Regions from separate parts of the Homo sapiens genome. Here region 1 is linked to region 2. Evidence: read pairs that join two places in POLR2A ChIA-PET (ENCODE). Cell type or tissue: GM12878. All regions are shown on one strand. Links, peaks and the distances in the headings refer to the core of each region. The heading gives the core; the rest is flanking DNA.

Region 1 (11,632 bases), core at 2,094-10,093, 230 kb after region 2:
CTACTTTTGAATCTCTTCCCTTCTCATTCTCCTCACTGCCACCAACTTGGTCAGCCCACACCATTTTGCCCAATTATTATTCAGAAGCTGCCTGAGTGGCTTCCTTGCCTCTTGCCTCCACCAGTCCCTCCCCAGCTGCTTCCTAGAAAAGCCTCACAGCACACAAGTCTTATTCTATCATTTCTTCCTTCCTGGCTCACCAAAGCCTTTCTGATAAAGCTCCACATTGGCCTTGTGGACTGCCGGATCTTGCATTTACACCATGCCCTCCCTTCTCCTGCCCTTCTCTCCCACCTGCTCCTCTGCCGACACACCCTGCTCTCGTAAAACTCATGCTTCTTCTTCAGTTCTCATCTGGCACACGATATATGCGAGCTCCTCCTGACAGGCAGGCTAGGCCTCTTAGATTCTGCTGCCTCAGAGGACAGCAATGTTGAACAAACCTACCTACAAACCAACCACTGTCACATGCAAGGCGTCTGCCATTCCCAAGGAGCCACATGCATTCAAACAGAGTAGCTTTACATCTGTGAGTGTTTTTGGTTTTTGTTTGTTTGTTTGTTTTTTTCACACGGAGTCTCACTCTGTTGCCCAGGCTGGAGTGCAGTGGTGCAATCTCAGTTCATTGCAAGCTCAGCCTCCCGGGTTCACGTCATTCTCCTGCCTCAGCCTCCCGAGTAGCTGGGACTATAGGCGCCCGCCACCATGCCTGGCTAATTTTTTTTTTTTTTTTGTATTTTTAGTAGAGACGGGGTTTCACCATGTTAGCCAGGATGGTCTCGATCTCGTGACCTCATGATCTGCCCGCCTTGGCCTCCCAAAGTGCTGGGATTATAGGCATGAGCCACCGCGTCCGGCCGGCCATTGGCCATTCTCAGTAGACCAGCAACCTCTCCACAGAAGAGCTAAATAACACTAAGAGAAAAAGGGAACTTGCGTGTTAAAATTCGAGGAAGCTGGGCACAGTGGCTTTCGCCTGTAATCCCAGCACTTTGGGAGGCCGAGGCAGGCAGATCACTTGAGGCCAGGAGTTAAACCAGCCTGCTCAACATGGCAAAACCCCGTCTCTACTAAAAATACAAAAATTAGCCTGGCCTGGTGGTGCACGCTTGTAATCCCACCTATAATCCCAGCTATTTGGGAGGCTGAGGCAGCAGAATCGCTTGAACCAGGGAGTTGGAGGTTGCAGTGAGCTGAGATTGTGCCACTGCACTCCAGCGTGAGTGACAGAGTGAGATTCTGTCTTAAAAAAGAAAAAAAAAAATTCAGGCATAGCACAGTGGCTCACGCTTGTAATCCCAGCACTTTGGGGCGGATCACAAGGTCAGGAGTTCGACACCATCCTGGCCAACATGGTGAAACCCCATCTCTACTAAAAAGGAAAAAAAAAAAAAAAAAAATGCCGGGCATGGTGCCACATGCCTGTAGTTCCAGCTACTCAGGAGGCTGAGGCAAGAGAATTGCTTGAACCCGGGAGGCAAAGGTTGCAATGAGCTGAGATTGTGCCACTGCAGTCCAGCCTGGGTGACAGAGTGAGACTCCATCTCAAAAAATTCAACCAGGCACAGTGGCTCATGCCTGTAATCCCAGCACTTTTGGAGGCCAAGACAGGAGGATCACTTGAGCCCAGGAAGATCACTTGAGCCCAGGAGTCCCAGACCAGCCTGGGCAACATAGTGAGACCTCGTCTCTACTAAAAATTTAAAAAAAAAAAAAACCCACAAAAAATTATCCAGGTGTGGTAGCCTGTAGTCTCAGCTACTCAGGAGGATGAGCTGGGAGGATCACTTGAACCCAGAAGGTTGAAGCTGCAGTGAGCTGAGATTGCACCATTGCATTCCAGCCTGGTGACAGGGTGAGACCCTATCTCAAAAAATAAAGTAAAATAAAAAGATCAGAGAAAGTATACATTAAAATTCAAGGTGAAAAAACATTCACTTTGCCTGTTTTGTTTGTTCCAACGAATAGACTCATCTCATAATATTCTGTATATTTGTAACCCATTGTAAAGATGTTGCCTATTACTCTTAGTGAGGTGGACACTCTAATTAGAATTTTTATTAAATTTTATTGTGGTAACATACACATAAAATTTACCATCTTAACCATTTTTAAGTGTACAGTTCAGTGGCATTCAGTACATTCACATTGCTGTGTGACTGACACTACTATCTATCCATCTCCAGAACCTTTTCGTCTTGTACTGAAAACCTGCACCCATTAAACAGTAACTCCTCATTCTCCCCTTCCCTCAGTGCCTGGCCACTGTTTACTTTCTATGAATTTGACTACTCTAGGTACCTCATGTATATGCAATCATACAATATTTGTCCCACATGTCTTACAGGTTCATCCATCTTGTTGCATGTATCTGAATGTCATTCCTTTTCAAGGCTGAATAATATTCCATCTCATGGATATACCACATTTTGTTTAACCATTCATCTGTTGATGAACATTTGGGTTGCTTCTATCTTTTGACTATTGTGAATAATGCTGCTGTGAACAGGGTGTACAAATATCTGTGCAAGTCCCTGCTTTCAGTTCTTCTGGGTATATGCCCAGAAGTGGAATTGCTGGATCAAATGATGATAATTCTAAGTTTAATTTTTTGAGGAACCACCATACTGTTTCCACAGAGGGTGTACCATTTTACATCCCTACCAACAGTGCACAGAGGTTCCAGTATTTCCACATCCTCACCAACATTTGTTATTTTCTGGTTTTTTATTTTATTTTAATAGTAGCCATCCTAAGAAGTGGGGAGTGGAACCTCACTTTGGTTTTGATTGGCTTTTCCCTAATGATTAGCAATGTTGACCATCTTTTCATGTGCCTTACTTATTTTTAAAAGATCACTCTGGAGGCTGTGTTGAATGTTGTTAACTGTAGGGTGATGGGATGGAGGGCAGGGGAAAAAACATGGAAGGTGGAAGACTATTTACAAGGCTATTGCAGTATTCTAGCCAAATAATTATGGCGGCTTGGAACAAGATGACAGTGGTGGAGGTGGTAAGAGTTCATGGGACTCTGGATGTATTTTGAGGCCAGGGCTGATGGAATTGAAAGAGGAATGTGAAAGAAAGAAAAGTCTAGAATGACTCCTATCTTTATGCCCATGCAAATGGCCATTTACTGAGATGGAGAATGCTGGAAGAATAGTATGCTGGGAGGGTGATATCTCACCCACCCTTATGGGATATGCCATATCATGGGAGGGTGAGATACCCTGCCATATCATGGGAGGGTGAGATATCAAGAACCCAATTTTAGGCTGGGCACAGTGGTTCACACCTACAATACCGTTATCTAAAATGGGATTATGTAAAATGCTACAATCCCAACTTTGGGAGGCCAACGTGGGAGGATTGCTTGATCCCAGGAGTTCAAGACTAGCCTAGGAAATGTAGTGGGAGCCTGTCTCTAAAAAAAAAAAAAAAATTTAATTAGGTGTGTTGGTGCATGCCTGTAGTCCCAGCTACTTGGGAGGCTGAGGTGGGAGGATCACCTGAGCTCAGGAGGTCAAGGATGCAGTGAGCCACAATCATCACACCACTGCATTCTAGCATGGGTGACAGAGTGAGACCCTGTCTCAAAAAACAGAACAAAACAAAAAAACACCAGTTATCTTGATTCCCTGCCAATGCACCAAAAAAAAAAAAATTCCAGTGAACATGTAGACATGTAAGTTTGGATCCCTATTGGACTTCCACGTGGAGATGCTGACAATACATGCTGACAATAGGTACAAGAGTCTGGAGATCAAGGGTGTTTCTGTTATCTTTTGCTGCACAATAACCTTCCCTAAAACTCAGGAGTTTAGAACAGCAACAATTTCTTATTTCTTACAACTCTGTGGGTTGACTGCATTCAGCTGGTCAGTTCTGCTCTATGTGGCATGAGTTGGGGTTGCTCATCTGGCTGCATTCAGCTGGTGGCTGGGCTGAACAGAAAGGTCCAAGAAGGCTTCACTCACATTTCTGGCACCTCAGTGCTCCATGTGACATCTCCACATAGTTAGCTTGGGCTTCCTCACAGCATGGCGGTCACAGGGAGTCAGATGTGTTACATAGTGACTGGTTCTCCACAGAGGACAAGAGCAGAAGCTGTCAGGCCTCTTCAAGCTAGGTCTAAACTGACATAGCATCTCTTCTGCCATATCCTATTTGTCAAAACAGGTCACAAGGCCAGCACATATGTGAGGGAAGGAAAACAGACTCCACTTTTTGATGAGAACAGTGGCATATGTTGACAGGGATGGGAGAAATTGATGGCAGCCATCTTTGGAGACTGCCCACCACAGAGTGGGGTATCAGGGTTGGTGATATACGTTTGAAAGTAATCAAAAGATAGTTGGTACCTAAAAGCCATGCTACTGGATAAGATTACTCAGGGAATGACTGTAGATAGAGAAGAGATGAAAAGGCTAATCTCTAGGCTATTCCAGCGTTTTGCACTTGGAAGGAGAAACCAGCAAATGACCATGAGAAGGAACAACCAGTAAGGTGGGAGGAAAACCAGGAGAGTGTGGTGTTGATGAAGTCAAGTGGGACAGCGTTTCAAGAAGGAGAGGGGGTGATCAGTTGTGTAAAATGCTAAGAGTTCAAGTAAGATAGAGATGAAAACTGACCATTGGATTTGGCCAAGTGGAGATGACTGGCAGTTTTCCAAGGATAATTTCAGTGAGTCTGTGGAGACAGAAGCTTGACTGGAGTGGGCTCCAGAGACAACGGGATGAGAGGATCTGGAGATGGGCAGCATAGACAACTCTTGGCGGGAGTTATACAGGAATGCAGAGGAATAGGGCAGTAATGGAATGGGATGCAGAGCAAGGGAAGACACAGTAGACAGCCTTCAAAAGGAGCGTGAACCATTCATCCGTGACAGTAAGAAAGGCAGCGTATATGGTCACAAGTGCAGGAGGAGAGGTTAGATGGGGTGGTGGGAGGTGCTATAGAGAGTAAATACAGTCTGGTGGTGATGGGCCAGATTAGACCAGGCTTGAAAAAGACATAAGATCATTGGGAGGGCTTTTAATAGGTGCAAATATATAAGCCAAAAGCATGAGCCTGTGGAAAGATAGAAAGTAACTGACAATGTGAAATCTCAAGGTATGTGGCTACAGAAGAGGATGCAGAAATGATGGGAAGAAGGGTAGGGATATACAGTTTCAGCTTCAGGGAAGGGCCAGAGTGTGGTGACCGCAGAGAGGAGAAGGCAGCCTTGAGGTGCAGAGGATGTCAAGGACCTGAGAGGAGGAGCGTATTGTTCAGCCCACACCAAGGTGGCTGTCAATGCAATGTCCCCAGGATAGCAGCAGGAGTAATGCAGAGGAGCTGAAGCTAATGAAAGAGTCAGGGTCCTGAGGGGATATGAGGGGGCACCCCCACACGGTTCTTGGCAATTATGACGCTGGAGTGGGCCTGGCTTTTTTTTTTTTTTTTGGAGACAGGGTCCCGCTCTGTTGCCTGGGCTGGAGTGCAGTGGTGCAGTCATGGCTCACTGCAGCCACGACCTCCTGGGCTCAAGTGATCCACCCGCCTCAGCCTCCCAAGTAGCTGGGACTACAGGTGCATGCCCCGCCTGGCTAATTAAAAAAAAAAATGGTAGAGACAGGGTTTTGACATGTTGCCCAGGCTGAGCTTGAACTCCTGTGCTCAAGTGATCCACTTGTCCCAGCCTCCCAAAGTGCTGGGATTATAGGCGCGAGCCACCGTGCCCAGCCTGGCCTGGCTTTTTTTAAGCAGGGAGGAGACATGCGTTTTTAAGAAGTGAATTCTGAAATGAAGTTAAAACAATATTCTGGAGTGGCAACGGTGAGTGGGCCAGAAACTAGCTGAATCTACAGCCAGAAGGCAAACATATCAGCTTACCTCCTCCTGAGAGGTACCAAAGACCTACAGATTTCCTGAGAAAGCAGGGTATCAGGAAGAAGAGTGGAGACAAAGGGGACAGTGGGAATGGCTTGGAAATACTAGAGATATTTTGGTGATTGAACCAAAGGAATTCCAGAGATACCAAGAGGGAAATCACCAGGAAAGGCCGTGTCGTGGAAGGGTTCAGGTCAGCAGGTAGGTGCAGGGGAGATGAGTGAACAGACGCAAGGGCAAGGGAGGCAACTGACCTGGGTGGTGATTAACAAAGGTGTCAGGAAGGCAGCAGAGGCAGCATGGTGTGGGCTTGAGGAGGGACTGGTGTACTGGAGTTTGGCTTAGATGTGTGGCTAAGAGGCTAGCAAGTTAGTACACTTCGTATGAGGGTAGTTCTATGACAAGTGACAAAAACCTACTTCAATCCAGCTTAAACAGTAACAAGGATTTATGACCTCCCCTCACTGGGCATTCCACAGGAAGGGGAGCTAGCACCTAGGGACTGTTGGGCTCCGCAGCCCAATGATGTCATCAAGGGCCCAGTTTCTTTGCGTTTCTCTGCTGTACCTTTTAGAGTGGTGGCTTCATTTTAAAACTTGCTCCACTTCATGGTCACAAGGTGGCTGCAAAAAACACAGGACAATCTGCTTCCTTTTGCATATCTAGAGAGGGAGTCCCTTTTGATAATGTCTCAGAAAGGTGACTGCCTCTTTTCCATAAGCGCAGCAAACCCCTCCTGGAGTCTCATTTGAGCAATGCCTCCAATCCTAAACCAATTCCTGTGGTGTGGAAATACCACATGCTGACTGGTGTGGGCACGAGTTACCTGAGGCAATCACTGTGGCAATAAGGAATGACCCTGACTGGTTCGGAGCATGTAAGGCCCATTCCTGTTGTTGGGGCACTGTTGGCTTCCCCTGAAGGACACCGGCTGTTGGGGAAGGAGCGTGGCCAATACAAATCTGAGTAATGTTAGGAAGTGGGAAAGTCATGCTGAATAGAGTTCTAAAATATCCACTTCACTACTTCACTGAGCTCTTGGGAAAATTAAATGAATATTTTGTGAGGATGCCTTGCTTTTTCCGTCTTTTTTTTTTTTTTTTTTTTTTTTTTTTTGAGACCGGGTCTCACTCTGTCGCCCAGCCTGGAGTGCATTGGCGCGATCTCGGCTCACTGCAACCTCCGCCTCCCAGGTTCAAGCGATTCTCCTGCCTCAGCCTCTCGAGTAGCTGGGACTACAGGTGTGTGCCACCACATCTGGCTGATTTTTTGTATTTTTAGTAGAGATGGGGTTTCACCGTGTTAGCCAGGATGGTCTCAATCTCCTGACCTCGTGATGCCCCGCCTCAGCCTCCCAAAGTGCTGGAATTACCACACCCGGCCGCTTTTTCCTTCTTAAAAGGCTTTTGGAGTTAGAGATACAGAAGAAAACTGGAGGAAAGAAAGGTAGATAGGGGAGGGAGGTGAACAGAGAGAAATTTGGGGAAGGACCCAACAACTAAATGCAAGAGAAAGCGAAGACAGATGGGGCTGGAGTTGAAAGGCAGATGTAAACAGAACACACCTGTCTCTGAATTTGCAGACATGAAGAGTAATATTCTTTTAGTACCTCACATGTTCCCCTTTCCCAAGAGCTGATGAGGGCTGGATGGGTTCATCTCTGTACCTGCCTATGCCCACAAATGTTCAATGTCTCCCCGCTGTGTACCAAGCTAGAGGTCTGGCGCACCCTGGAATTCCAGATGCTCTGGAATGGATCTAACCTCCGGTTAGCCTCGTTTCCAGTTATCTGCCTAGACATGTCTCTCTGTGCTCCAGCCAAATCGAGCTTTTGGTCTCCCCACAACGCCCACAAACCTGCTTTCCTCCTGCCTCTGTGCAGGTGTTTCCTTTGCTTTGAATGTTGCTCTTTTTTTTTTTTTTTTTTTTTTTTTTTTTGAGACGGAGTCTGGCTCTGTCTCCCAGGCTGGAGTCCAGTGGCTCGATCTCAGCTCACTGCAAGCTCCGCCTCCCGGGTTCCCGCATTCTCCTGCCTCAGCCTCCCGAGTAGCTGGGACTACAGGCACCCACCACCGCACCCAGCTATTTTTTTTTTTTTTTTTTTTGTATTTTTTAGTAGAGACGGGGTTTCACCGTGTTAGCCAGGATGGTCTCGATCTCCTGACCTCGTGATCTGCCCGCCTTGGCCTCCCAAAGTGCTGGGATTACAGGCGTGAGCCACCGCGCCTGGCTGAATGTTGCTCTCTTTCCTGGCTGAAACCGTCTCATCTTGAAAGCCAAGTTCCAATGCTTGTTCTGATGTAGCTTTTATTGGTCCTTTCGGGCTCCTGTCCCCATTCTCTCCTCTCCAGGCTGCTCCTAGGATTGGTTTTTAGTGTGCTTGTCTCAACCAATCTAGATTGTCAGACTCTTGAGGACAGTGACTGTCCTCCTTCTCTTCCTCATTGTCCATGTTCATTATTTGCACATTTTTAAAAAGCCTGTGGCCAGCCAGGTGCGGTGGCTCAGACCTGTAATCCCAGCACTTTGGGAGGCCGAAGCAGGTGGATCACTTAAGGCCAGGAGTTGGAGAAGCAGCCTGGCCAACATGGCAAAACCCCGTCTCTACTAAAAACATAAAAAATTAGCTGGGCGTGGTGGCGCACACCTGTAATTCCAGCTACTCAGGAGGCTGTAGCATGGGAATCACTTGAAACTGGGAGGCAGAGGTTGCAGTGAGCTGAGATGCTGCCATTGCACTCCAGTCTGGGCAACAAGAGTGAGACCCTGTTAAAAAAAAAAAAAGCCTGTGGCTGAGCATGGTGGCACACACCTATAGTCACAGCTACTTGGGAGGCTGAGGTGGGAGGATCACTTGAGCCCAGTGTCCAGCCTGGGCAACACAGTGAGACCCCATCTCTTTAAAAAAGAATCGTGGGTATCAACTGTGTAGAAGTCACCATGGATATAGAGGTGAATAAGAAAAGCACTCAGCAAATACTTGTTGCATTTATTGCTGTTGAAATGGGACTTGTGCTCGCTGATGGGATTCCAATAGAGGGGTTCAACTGCACTAATGAATTGATACTCTCTCTCATTATCTTCTATTCTCCATGTAACCATATTTTCCAAATCCTTTGCCTCAAGAGGCTTTAAACACATGTAAAGGCTGAGGTTCTGTTGCCGAAGTGAAGCAAATAACTGAGACAACTTAATGAGACAGTTTATAGATTGTTCAGGAAAACAAATATGCCTTTGAAATCACTAAGTCATTTCAGTTTTTATTCCAGGGTCAAAGCACTGACATCTGCATTATTTAGAAGCGGCTTTCAAAACTTTTTTTGCCATAACTCACAGTAAAAAAAAATACATTTTATATTGCAACTCAAGTCTATAAATTCTTTCATTCCTTCAACATATTGAACACCTACTATATGCCAAATATATTTTATGTGGAATACAGTAGTGAACGAAGTAAAAGAGGAAGAAAGGAAAGGAGGAAGAGAAAGAAATAAACAAAAATTCTTGCTCTCTAAGACTTTACATACTAGTGGAACAGACAATAGACAAAATAAGTAAGCCAGATGCAGTGGCTCACACCTGTAATCTCAGCACTTTAGGAGGCCAAGGTGGGAGGATCGAGAGGACTGCTTGAGGCCAAGAGTTCAAGACCAGCCTGGGCAACATAGCAAGATGCTGTCTCTACAAAAATTAAAAAAAAAAAAAAATTAGCTGGGCATGGTGGCATGTGCCTGTAGTCTCAGCTACTTGGGAGGCTAAGGGTTGAGGATTGCTTGAGCCCAGGGATTCAAGGAGTCTTGCAGTGAGCTATGATTATACCACTGCACTCCAGCCTGGATGACAGAGCAGGACTGTCTCTTAAAAAACCAACACAATACAAAGTAAAATATAGGAACACACAGAAACAGAATATTCATGAGGCAAAACCACCTATTTCTATATGCAGTACACTCAGATGTTTTTGATTTTTTCGGAAAAAATGCTGGTCAATCCTGTTAAACCATTAAGTTGGCTTCTCAACTCAGTAATGGGTTGAGGCTTTTGCACTTTGAAAAACACTAGTCTAGACAATTTCTGACATGGGCAGAGCATGTGCTTGTTCTCACCTTATGGAGGGAGGAACATACAAAGATATTAACTGAGTTCCTCAAATTCACCCATGATCTGAGGGAAGCAATGCTGACCTCCACCTGAGGGCTTCCCAGTCCACTGCTGCCCTTTCCCTCACCCTCTGCAGTGCCTGCTCTTCTCCTCTCATTCTGAAACCTTGCTCTGCACGTGGAGCAGCTCTTCCTTCCCTTGTCAGGTAAAAATCACATGAATACTTCTAAGCCTAGCCAGACCGCACTGCGTTCCAGGATGCCTCTCTCAGGCCACTACTGCATTCTGGCTCGCTTGATTGATTGATTTAGAGACAGGGTCTCACTCTGTTGCCAAGTTGTGCAATCATGGCCCACTGCAGCCTCAACCTCCCAGGCTCAAGCAATCCTCCCACCTCAGCCTCCCGAGTGGCTGGGACTCTATGCATGCACCAGCACACCTAGCCAATCTTTTTTTTTTTTTTTTAATTTTTTAGTAGAGACAGGGGTCTCACTATGTTGCCTAGGCTGTGGCTTGCTTTATAACTATTGGTGTACCAGAATAGGATCCTCTGCACGGTGACCTCCTAAAAGAGCAGGTACCAGTCACCTTTGTGTCCCCCAAAGCACAGTACTTTATCTGTAGGTATTAATAAATACATAGGAAATTGAATTGAATTTGTAACTCAAAGCAGAGGGGTGGAGAGAAGTGCTTCCTAGCCAGGAATACAGGATTTAGGCCATATCTATTTAAAAGAAGACTAACAAACAGACTAGAAACGATAACACTGGTAAAAAGATCTCTTTACCTGAGCTACAAAAGTCATACATTAGGTAGAGGCTTCAATAGTGTAGAAAATATACTAATGTGTTATCTCCTTAGAGACAGATTTAGAACCATGTCAGTTATGTTGCAGATGACAGAGAACAGAAACCTAGTGAAATCAACTCAAGACAATGAGGGCTACCATAAGGAGGCCCAAGGAGTAGTTGGATGGACCTGAGGAAGGACAGGAGCCAGAGGCCCCCTGAGGAGCTCTGCGCCGCAGAAGTAAGGCTATCCTCGCTGCAATGGTGACCATTACAATGGGGACAGTTGCCACCTCATCAAAATGAAGGAAATCAGTTCAAATTCTAAAAAAAACCTACATGGCACAGCCAATTCTAGAATTGTCCACTCTTGCTTCACTTGGTTTGAGTAGGATGGGGCTGTGTGTTTGAAAACATCTAAGGAAGAAAGGGGGGAACAAACTCTCTGAAAAGAAAGTAGAACTTTCACTAAATATTGACCCAAACTGGAATTTTCAGTTTTACGCTACCACCAGAGAGGATGGGACTCAAGGCCAAGATAAGGTCAGTTACAAAAAGTTATATAAAATACTGTATCTGTGATACAGTGTAAAATATCATTTCAATCCTATTAAAAGTTAAAAAAAATGTAGATTTTAGCTAAATGACCTCTAAGTTTCAGGGATCTACAAACCCATGCGTGTATAAATATATCACGAAAATCTGTACAAGATATTTCATAGAATTCTCTATCTCATGGTTTTCAGACTTTATTTTGAATCAGATTCTAATTCTGTAGGACTAGGGTAGGGTAGTGGGACTGCATACTTAAATAAGCACCCCAGATACTGCTAAAGATGGGTCATGTTGAGAGACTTTCTTAACCTAATCCCT
Region 2 (11,632 bases), core at 3,212-11,211:
GAGCCCAGGAGGTGGAGGTTGCAGTGAGCCAAGATCATATCACTGCACTCCAGCCTGGGTGACAGTGAGACCCTGTGTCAATAATAATAATAATAACCCAGTGGAATAGGATGGAATAGGATAGCTTAGTGTTCATGATGATGGAGTGAGAGGAAGAGGGAAAGAGAGAAGAGACCCAAGTGCACTAATGCTGAGAAGAAAGTCCTTCTTAAGAAGGGGCCCTCTGCTTTTAGGACGGCAGGTAAGAAATAAGTCCTGACAACTTCGGAAGAATGTGGGCCAGAAGAGCAGTGTAGGATGAGAAGGGCAGAGGTTCCTGGGAGAGCAGGTAAAGGCTTTACAGAACAGGTGATCTTTTGGGGATTAAATCTTGAAGATAAAATTTATCAGAGGAGAGAAAGATAACTGAATTATGAGAAAATTAATTTAATGAAGATCAGGTCATTCGACAGTTCTCACAGAGGCCTTTTCTTTTGCACCAGAAAGATTTTTAATAAAATAGATATGTTTATTAAACAGATGTTAAAATCTTACTATGTTGTAGTTACATTAACCTAATGGTTTGGGGTCAATTTTTCAGGTCATCCTTTGCAACCAGATTTCTTCTTAGATGAATACCCAGAAGCAGTTAGCAAGAAAGTGGAATCAACTGGTAAGATCTAGACTATATTTTATGTTAGAAAATATAAATCCTAACTTATGTATTTCTTCCAAAATATGGAATTGATCCTATAACAGTGACATTTCTGCCTTCTGTTTTTAAACTGTTTTGTACTTTAAACTAAACAAGTAATGTGAGATCTCAGTTAATTCTAGTAAAGAAGGTTGTTTTGTTCATCTACCAGTAAGAAGTTTTAATAAGGCTGGGCACAGTGGCTCATACCTGTAATCCCAGCACTTTGGGAGGCTGAGGCGAATGGATCACTTGAGTCCAGGAGTTTGCGACGAGCTTGGGCAACATGGCGAAACCCCGTCTCTACAAAAAAAATACAAAAAAAAAATACGTTGGGCGTGGTGGCACGAGACTGTAGTCCCAGCTACTCAGGAGGCTGAGGTGGGAGGATCACCTGATCCCGGGAAGTTGAAGTTTCAGTGAGCCGTGATCGTGCCACTGCACTCTAGCCTGGGTGACAGAGCAAGACCCTGTCTCAAAAAAAAAAAAAAAAAAAAAAAAAAGAAGAAGTTATTAATATATTCTTTGCGTTTGGTTAAAAACAAGTCTGAAAAAACTTTTTTTTAGGTTTTATTTATTTTCTTTTGCACTGTCTTTAGGTATTTCATGTTGATATGTTATTTTGAGGAAAAGTGTGTCATATATCAAATACATCTAACACCATTTCCACAGTTTGTGTTATGTGACTATTTTATGAAAGAAATCAACTTCAAAGGAGGTTTGGGTTTTACTTTGTTTTGTTTCTGTAATTCATAAACAATAGTGCCCTTGAATTGGTCCAGAGTTTACATTTTAGACTTTGTGTTCTGACATTTTGCCAGTGGCTTACTTGAAGAAACACTTTAATGAATACCTGTGGGAAGAATTTCTCTCATGGTTTACTAATAAGAATGGCTGTGCTTCTTCTGGGCCCTTACCTTATTTTTATCTTATAGATGCTATGACTCTCATCGATTTTTTTTTTTAGAAGTCTGATAGAAAATGTAGGGATGAATTTCCTTGATACCTTTAGCAAATCTGTGGCACCTTACTGCAATGCATTTTAGAGCCAAACCTTATTTCCAGCTTTCTTTTATTTATTCTTTATTATTTATCTTTTCTTTTTCCAGATTTTTATGGTAATTTAAAAAAATTACTTAGGTAATAAAAAGGACTTTTTTGTATTACAGACAATTTAAAACAATAGAAAGGAAAATAGTTACTCATAATCCTACTACCCAGAGTATTAAAACCAGGAAAAACAAGACTGTCAGTCTGTTTCTCAAAAGGCCTCTTACAGAATGGTGGAAAATACCTAGAGAGCTTATCAAACTCTAGAAGAGTCTGGTCTTCAAGTTAGTTAAGTCCCAAACTCCGATTTTTGCCCAACGCCCTAAGGTTGGATCTGTCTTTTAGAAGAAGGCATGCATGAACTGAGATCATTTAAACTCCAAATTTTAAATAAGAACCACTTATTGATCATGTATGTTCTTTTTGTTTATTCAACAAATATTTACTGGGCACCTCCTATGTGCCAAACACTGTGCTAAGTACTTTACATGCATTGTCCTGTTTAATACCATTAATCCCCAAGACAGATACTCCCCTCATTTTACAGCTGCAATTGCACAGCCAGCAGGTGGCAGAACCAAGATTTAAACTCATATTTCTCTGATTTCAAAGCCCATGTCTTTAACCAGTAAACTTAAATGGCTTTCCTAACACTTGAATACTTAGTCTTTTAAATTTTAGCATATTCTTAGTCTGGGCAACATGGTGAGACCCTGTCTCTACAAAAAAATAAAAAAAATTAGCTGGCCATGGTGGCACATGCCTGTAGTCTCAGCTACTCAGGAGACTGAAGCAGGAGGATCCCTTGAGCTCAAGAGTTTGAGGCTGCAGTGAGCTATGATTGAGCTACAGCACTCCAGCCTGGGCAACAGAGCAAGACCCTGTCTCAAATAAATACGTAAATTAGCACATTCTTTCCCCTGATAATCCAGTTTATTAATTTATAACAAAGAGTTGCCATCTCATAGGTTAAACATGTAGGTGCTTGATCAGCACATTCTCTTCCTTTGGATATAATTGTGCATGAAACAGAATCATAGTCAGAAGGTCATTTCATGACCATGGAATCAGAACAAGGGAGTTAGATAGGTAGAGTGTAAAATCAGTGTTTACTGGCATCAGGCTTTGATAGGGATAACTTTGCCTATAGCCATCTCCACATAAGCAATGCTCTTACCCTTAAGGTTAGAAGACTCAAATTCCTTTGGCTAACTTCCCTCACCTAATGCTGCAGGAGCATTTACTTCTGTAGCTCTCTTTTTTTGATTCTGTGTGGTTCAGTCAATAGCAATTTTACCTGACCTTTTCTGTAGATATATTAATATACTCATATAGATAGTAGCCTGGGCTATAACTTACCTCTTTCAGTTTATTTCTTATGTCCTCTCATAGTTCAGCTCTTTGAGAACCATGTGTATCCCTTGTTTCCAAAGGGGGAGAGGTTCACCTTTCTATTGCACCAACAACTTATAATAACCCCTGTTACCATTTCATTATACCTTTTCCAGTATTCGTCGTGTGTATGTTAGCTCTTATATATGTAATTATTGTAGACAATGGACCTAGTTTTAAATTGATGGGTTTTTTTTTTCTTCCCATCTTAAAAGCAATATCAACCAGGCATAGTGGCTCACGCCTGTAGTCCCAGCACTTTGGGAGGCTGAGGTGGGAGGATCGCTTGAGCCCAGGAGTTCAAGACTAGTCTGGGCAACATGGCAAAACTTTGTCTCTACAAAAAGTACAAAAATTAGCTGGGTGTGATGGTGCATGCCTGTAGTCCCAGCTACTTGGGAGGCTGAAGTGGGAGGATCACTTGAGTTCAGGAGTTTGAGGTTGTAATGAGCTATGATCAAGCCATTAAACTCCAGCCTGGGTGAGAGAGTGAGACCCCTGTCTCAAAAAACAAACAAACGAAAATGCAATACCATTATTTCTTCATTGATTCCCCCCACCCCTACTCTCCACTGGAACACAGGGAGCCCACTCAGTCTTGTTTTTTTTTTTTTTTTTTTTGACTTCCAGCTTATTTTTGTTTTTATTTTTTATTTGGTTTAGAGACTGGGTCTCACCCCGTTGCCCAAGCTGGAGTGCAGTGGCTCGATCATAGCCCACTGCAGCCCTCAAAGTCCTGGACTCAAACAATCCTCTCACCTCAGCCTCACCAATAGCTGGGACTAGAGGTGCATGCCACCACGTCCAGCTAATTTTTAAATTTTTTGTAAAGAGGGGGTCTTGTTATATTGCCCAGGCTGGTCTCAAACTCCTGGCCTCAAACAATCATCCTGCCTCGGCCTCCCAAAGTGCTGGGATTACAGGCATGAGCTATGGCGCTGGGCCTATTTTCCTTCAGTTACAGTTTTAATTGCTTCTGTTGCAGTTGTTCTGGATTCTCAGAAACACTTATTCTTACCTTGGCTCCCCTTTCCCTTTCCCTGTAGTTAGCACCATTTCTCACTGGTTCTGGCTTTCTCTTCTGTATTCTGGAGACCTTGTTAAGTTTGTCCTCTGTATTAAAAAGGACAGTCTGATAAGATGTTCTATAGCTTAGTTTCTGTTCCATATTGTCTCAAATGGTTAATTTGCTATGGTGCTCACTTCCTTTTTCATTTTATCCTATTGTCTTTTCATCACAGCCGGTTATATATAACTTTCTGTCCCTGTTTCATATAGTTTTTTTTTTTAAGGCTTTATTTATTTATTTTTTTGAGACAGAGTCTCTATCACCCTGGCTGGAATGCAGTGGCATGATCTTGGCTCACTGCAACCTCCACCGCCCAGGTTAAAGCAATTCTCCTTCCTCAGCCTCCCTAGTAGCTGGGATTACATGGGTGTGCCACCATGCCCGGCTAATTTTGTATTTTTAGTAGAGATGGGGTTTCGCCACATTAGCCAGTCTGGTCTCAAACTTCTGACCTTGGGTGATCCACCCACCTTGGCCTCCCAAAGTGCTGGGATTACAGGCATGAGCCACTGTGCCTGGCCAAAGCTTTATTTTTTTTTATAGCATAAAGTTTTAGATTCACAGCAAAACTGAGAAGGTACAGAAATATCATATATCCCACACATGCATTACTTCCTTCCTTAGCAGCATCCTCTACCAGAGTGGTACATTTGTTAGAATTGATGAATCTGTATTGACACATCATAATGATATAGTTTTCGTGTGGAAGAATTCTTGTAGGTTTCATGGTAAATTAGTTTTAGATATTTGCTCTTCAGAATAGCCTCCATTGCCTGTGGCACATTATTTTTTTCATAGGCATCAGGTTATTTTTTTTTTCTGTTAATTCTTCCTCATATTAGGAGATATCTCTAGAGCTAGTGTAGTCAAAGGCAGGAATGTGTAGGTTGCTTTTGGCTCCCTTCCCTGTCTATATGGAGGAATTCCTTTTTCTGAGCTGTAGTTTCAGATGTGGCACCTGTTGGGCAAATAGCTCAGGCCAGTGTGCAAGGCTGACATGTGACCTTCCTTTACTTCCTCTGTTTAAAACTACTCTCCAGGCCTGGCTCAGTGGCTAATGCCTGTAATCCCAGCACTTTGGGAGGCTGTGGTGGGAGGATTGCCCGAGGCCAGGAGTTCGAGATGAGCCTGGGCAATGTAGCAATAGCAAGATCCCATTTCTACAAAAAATTTTTAACAATAGCCAGGCGTGGTGGTATGTACCTGTGGTCTCAGGTACTTGGGAGGCTGAGGCGGGAGGATCACTTGAGCCCAGGAGTTCAAGCTTGCAGCAAGCTGTGATTGTGCCATTGCACTCCAGCCTGGGTGACAGAGGGAGACCCTATCTCAAAAACAACATGAAACACAACAAAAACACAAAAACTACTCTCTCCTGGAATGCCCTGCTGCCACGGTTCTTCCCCTCCCCATCCTTGTCAGCCATGCCTTGGGGCATGTACTTCCCAGGATGCTCCACTGCAGGACTCCCCTACTGTCTGCTTATCTTATTTGGGAGCTACAAGCTTTGGAACTGGATTTGAAAGATGAGGATGAGGAATCACATTGAGTGTGTCTTGAAAAGTAGCATGTGTAAAACAGAGAGACAGCTTCTGATCTTAGTTGGTACAAGCCCAGAGTCTGATCCAGCGCGAGCCTCTCTTCTTTGTTCGGGTGGGCAGAGGTATTCTTTGAGATCTTTCATGAGGGAAAGCACAGGAGACCTGTCTTTCTGGGGCTGACTCCATGTACCTTAGAGCTGCTGAACCTCTCTTCCTAGATTCAGACAATAGATTGTGTATCAGTCTAGGTGATATTCAGTATTTCCCCTTTTGTGTGTGTGTGCATTTTTATATTTATTCAGTGTGAAGTTAGGAGAGCCTGTGTCAGGGACTACCAGCCATATGTCATCTTCTTTTGTGTACTGGAATTCTATAAATATTTCTTTCCCATTCTGGCTTACATATTTGTAGTCTGATGGCTGCACCTTTAAAATCTATCACAGGTTTTTTTTGTCTCCTGAAGTTTTTTTTTCTCTTGTGCAAACTCATCATGTTTACGTCTCAATAATCCAGGTGATAAATTATGCAGTTTATCTCTTGGCAAATGTCTTTCAGGGATAAACTAAAGTTTTTGCTGCAATCTCCTTGGCACCTCATATGTAGATGATATATCTTGACTAATATACAAATCACCTGAAGTAGTTACCCACAAGGAAGGGAGGGGTTCCAGCAGTTATTTATGTGACAGACTCAGTTCTCTCTGGTGTAACTGCTAAAACGAAACACATGACCTGCCTTTGGAAACATGAAGGAAGCCTGTGTCATTGCTGCCCTTGCTTTAGCAGCCTCTGCTTGGTCAACTTCTGGTGAGTTTCACATCTCAGCACTGTGTTCAGCTTTTATGTTGGCTATATAAAAAATCAAATTGCTAAACATAGAAGGAAATGTGGAGGAAATATTTATTACTCAGTGGATAAAATTGCAGGCTCTGGAGTCAGACTGCCTGGATTTAATCTTGAATTGCATTTGTTTTTATTAAACAAATTGAAATGCTTTCTGGAACAAGCCAAGTTAAAAATAAAAAGGGGAAAATTAACTTTTGTATGTTCTGTATCTGGTCACCATCATGAGTTTTTTGTTGTTGTTTTTAAAGACATCTAATAGTTTTTGAGAGAGCGTGAGTACTCATTGAAAGCATAGACTTTGGAGTAAGACAGATCTGGGTTCAAATCCGGTGCCCGCCACTTATATTTATCATTTTGGGCATATCACTTCAGCTCTCTGAAACAGTTTTGTCACCTCTTACTTTCCTTGTGTAATTATTGTGAGGAATAAGAGTGATGGTACATCATATTGTACATTTGATGCAGGAAGCTCCCTGTAACTATTGGTTGCTGTAGTTATTATTATCTTAAATTTTCTACATGGTAAAACTTCTTGTCTGCATATAATAATGTCTTTCAAGGATGATTTCTGGCATATATTTTAATACACTGACTTGAACTTCCAGGAGGTTCATTAAAACTATTTTATTTTAATTATCCTTATTTTATTCTTAATTTTAATGAGAAAATCTTCAGATTTTACCATAAGTAAGGTGTTAACATTTGTATAAGATGGACATTTTTTTAATCAGAGAAGTTAGATTGGTATCTATTTTTAGTGTAATAAACTTGTTACATTTTAAATATGGTAAATGGGTACTTTTTCTATTCTTTCTTTCACCTCTTTCTTTCTTTCCTCCTTTCTTTCTTTCCTTCTTTCTCTCTCTTTTTATTTTTTTATTGAGACGGAGTCTTGCTCCGTTGCCCAGGCTGGAGTGCAGCGGCATTTTCTTCTTGGCTCACTGCAACGTCCGCCACCTGGGTTCAAGCGATTCTCCTGCCTCAGCCTCCTGAGTAGCTAGGATTACAGGCTTGCCACCCAGCTAATTTTTTTTTTTATTTTTTTATTTTTAGTAGAGACAGGGTTTCACTGCGTTAGCCAGGATGGTCTCGATCTCCTGACTTCATGATCCACCCGCCTTGGCCTCCCAAAAGTGCTGGGATTACAGGCATGAGCCACCACACCCAGCCTCTCTCTGTGTTCTTTTCTTTGAAGGTTTGAAATACCTACTAAGTCATTTGGGTCTTTTCTGAAGTTATTTCTTTCAAAACTTTTATTTTATTCAATTATAGGCTTTTTAAAAAATAAAAACCCAAATTATCCATTTGAAGTTTCAAAACCTGTTTGAGTTGACATGTAGTATTTCACTTACACAATTTTTTAAAGTTTTCAAACTGTTTTATCTCTTTCCTCTGTTTTTTTTTTTTTTTTTTTCTTTTAAGACAAAGTCTCACTCTGTCTCCCAGGCTGGAGCGCAGTGGCACGATCTCGGCTCACTGCAACCCCTGCCTCCCAGGTTCAAGCAATTCTCATGCCTCAGCCTCCTGAGTAGCTAGGATTACAGGTGCACGCCACCATGCCCAGCTAATTTTTGTATTTTTAGTAGAGACGGGGTTTCACCATGTTGGTCAGGCTGGTCTCAAACTCCTGACCTCAGGTGATCCACCCACCTTGGCTTCCCAAAGTGCTAGGATTACCAGCATGAGCCACCACGCCCAGCCTCTTTCCTCTGTTTTAAAAATTATTTTTCTTTTTTCTTGATTAGTTGCTGATTTTGTGTTATCTTATTTTTTCTCAAAAGCACCAGACTTTAAATTTTATTTCATTTTTAATTCTACAGCTTTTCTCTTTTCTGATTATCTTTTTAATAACAACTCGAGATATAACTTATATATACCAAAAAATTCATCATTTTAGGCCGGGTGCGGTGGCTCATGCCTGTAATTCTAGCACTTTGGGAGGCTGAGGCAGGCGGATTGTCTGAGCTCCGGTGTTCAAGACCAGCCTGGGCAACATGGCGAAATTCTGTCTCTACTAAAAATACAAAAAATTAGTCGGGTGTGGTGGTGCACATCTGTAATCCCAGCTGCCCAGGAGGTGGAGGTTGCAGTGAGCCAAAATCATGTCACTGCACTCCAGACGGGGTGACAGAGTGGAACTCAGTTTCAAAAAAAAAAAAATTCACCATTTGGAAGTGTCTAGTGATTTTTAGCATCTTCCCAGAATTGTGCAACCATCTGATTCCTTACTTTTTTTACTTTTGGTTTATTGTTTTCTCCTTTCTGCTTTCTTTGAGGTTGCTTTTGTTCCTGTTCTTACTTGTTGGGCTAATACTTTATTGTTATTTCTTTTAAAATAATGAAATAAAGTTTGTGCATTTATCCCCTTAACATAGCTTTGGCTACATCCAATCGATTTTGTTATATACTTTACTCAATTTTGATAGCATTTTAAATTAGTCTGTATAGAAAAGCTTAGTACGGGCAGGGTATAGGGGCTCACACCTGTAATCATAACACTATGGGAGACAGAGGTGGGATGATCACTTGAGGACATGAGTTCAAGACCGGCCTGGGCAACATAGCGAGACCCCCCCCCCATCTCTACCAATAGAAAAAAATTAAAACATTAAAAATTTAAAAAGACAAGTTTAATACAGAAGTATAAAAAAAGCATAGAACAGGCCAGGTGCCGTGGCTCATGCCTGTAATCCCAGCATTTTGGGAGGCTGAGGCGAGCAGATCACCTGAGGTCGGGAGTTCAAGACCAGCCTGGCCAGCATGGTGAAACCCTGTCTCTACTAAAAATACAAAATTAGTCGGGTGCAGTGGTATGTGCCTGTAATCCCAGCTATTCGGGAGGCTGAGGCACAAGAATCGCTTGAACCTGGGAGGTGGAGGTTGCAATGGGCTGAGATCATGCCACTGCACTCCAGCCTAGGTGACAGAGCAAGACTGCCTCAAAAAAAAAAAAAAAAGTATAGAACAGCTCAAAGAAAAATTTTAAAGTCACCTGTAATCCAATTATAAGTACATTTATATTTTGGCTTATTTCCTTTCAACCACTTTTTTTTGGCACATATAATTTAAAATGTATACCCAGAAATAAATATTTTACCAGTAGGTTCATATTGTTTTTTATTTTCTTAAGAAAGAAGCTTTATATATATTATGTTTAATTGCATAGACTCCCATTTAATTTAACATTACTTAATTATTGTGAATGTTTTCCATGTCTTCAAAAACAACTTTTTGAGGCCGGGTGTGGTATCTCATGTCTGTAATCCCAATCATGGGTGGCTGAGGCGGGTGGATCGTTTGAGTCTAGGAGTTCGAGACCAGCCTGGCCAACATGGTGAAACCCCGTCTCTATAAAAAATACAAAAAATTAGCTGGGCGTAGTGGCACATGCCTGTGGTCCCAGCTACTCAGGAAGCTTGAGCTCAGGAAGTTGAGGCTGCAGTGAACCTTGACTGTACCACTGCACTTCAGCCTGGGTGACAGAGTAAGCCCATCTCAAAAAACAGACCAAAAAAAATAGATAAATATTGGAATTCATAGCTCAATTTTAAAATTGGCTTCTAAATAATAATACCTTATATTAATAGTAATGTGTCTCATTCACTTACACTGGTGTACATTTGGAAAATAACTGGGAAGTGGCATTGCTCAAATAAGCATTGCAAAGGTTATAAAGTATTAGGTTATTGTCACTGAAGCATGGGGAATACCTTTTTCAAATTGAACTGGTGAAGACGAACTGTTGGCCACATTTATGTTTTCAAATTGTAGAATAAATATGTATGTGTGTATGTATTTACATATTCAGCCTTATATTGTTTAATTCAGTGTCTATTCAAAAACTGTCTTATCTAAAATAGTCTTACATTCTATCCCAGCTCTTGCTCTTTTTAAAGTAGAACCCATCACTTCTCGACTTAATTTCATGTATGTATGCATGTATATGCATTTGCATATTGTCTGTCTATACTAGTCAGTTTTCTTTTAAGTCTGCGTCTGGCTTGGTGTCATGGTAATACTGACCTCACATAATTAATTAGAAAGTGTTCCCTCCTCTTGCATTTTTTTTTTTTGGAAGAGATTTGAAGGATCGGCAGGCATATAAGAATAGATACTGTGTGATTGATTCCATTTATTTGAAGATAAACATGAGACAAAACTAATATATGGTGTTAGCAATTAGGAGGGGTTGTGGAGTGGGCTTCTGGGATACCTGTAATATCATCTTTCTTGACCTAGGTGGTGATGTTTGATCTGGATACATCTGATCACTGTTTCTGAATGTATGTTACATGTCAATAAAAAGCAGTGTCATGCTAAGTGCAAGGCAGAAGTGGATTGCCCCCAGTGCAGGCAATAAAGGGGTACACTGTAGTAAATTTTAAAACAATAATAAAACAGGCTAAAAAAATTCTTTAAGGCTTTCATCTCTAATATCTGTTCGTACTTTAACTTATAAAAGGAAAATGATTTTTTTTATTTGTGGAAACATCATAATGAAAGGCAATTTATATTCAGTATACTTTATGAATTAATAGCTTACTTTGTACTATGGAGTATCTTTATGCTGTCAATTAGATTTCATGTAATAACCTTTGAGGAATTGTATTAGACAAGATGGCTGTGTATAATTTGAGTTGAGAAACAGATTCACCTTCAGCCTAGAGCACAGATTGGCCTTGGAGTTAATTTAATTAACGAATTGTTCTTACCTGTTTCTGGGGGCAACTACTTAGCTGCCTCTATGTGATTCTAGAATGATAAATAAAGGAACAGAGAGGCCGGGCACGGTGGCTCACGCCTGCAATCCCAGCACTTTGGGAGGCCAATGTGGGTGGATCACCTGAGGTAAGGAGTTTGAGACCAGCCTGGCCAACATGGTGAAACCCTGTCTCTACTAAAAATTCAAAAATTAGCCGGGCACGGTGGTGGGCACCTGTAGTCCCACCTACTCGGGAGGCTGAAGCTGGAGAATCACTTGAACCAGGAGACGGAGGTTGCAGTGAGCCGAGATCAAGCCACTGCACTCCAGCCTGGGTGACAAAGCGAGACTGTCTCAAAAATA

What was found. Peaks named below come from ENCODE experiments on the same cell type or tissue, not always from the same donor. Only the 100,000 strongest peaks of a DNase experiment are listed, where the experiment ranks them.
Region 1: POLR2A ChIA-PET joins it to region 2 with 5 read pairs; 2 of 35 experiments call an interaction of 5 or more read pairs at or near these places.

Annotation. Positions count from the first base shown.
Region 1 is chr9:112,674,827-112,686,458 of GRCh38, forward strand. INIP (INTS3 and NABP interacting protein) reads right to left here. Exons shown (of 5, transcript NM_021218.3): 5 at 9,100-11,632. Among named protein-coding and RNA genes, the nearest start is that of INIP, 37 kb to the right of the region's middle. In GM12878, for the core only: no CTCF peak of the experiment used is centred there; no DNase peak of the experiment used is centred there.
Region 2 is chr9:112,441,119-112,452,750 of GRCh38, forward strand. HSDL2 (hydroxysteroid dehydrogenase like 2) reads left to right here. Exons shown (of 11, transcript NM_032303.5): 8 at 581-652. HSDL2-AS1 (HSDL2 antisense RNA 1) reads right to left here. Exons shown (of 5, transcript NR_171779.1): 5 at 10,680-11,632. Among named protein-coding and RNA genes, the nearest start is that of KIAA1958, 40 kb to the right of the region's middle. In GM12878, for the core only: no CTCF peak of the experiment used is centred there; a DNase peak (open chromatin) is centred at 6,419.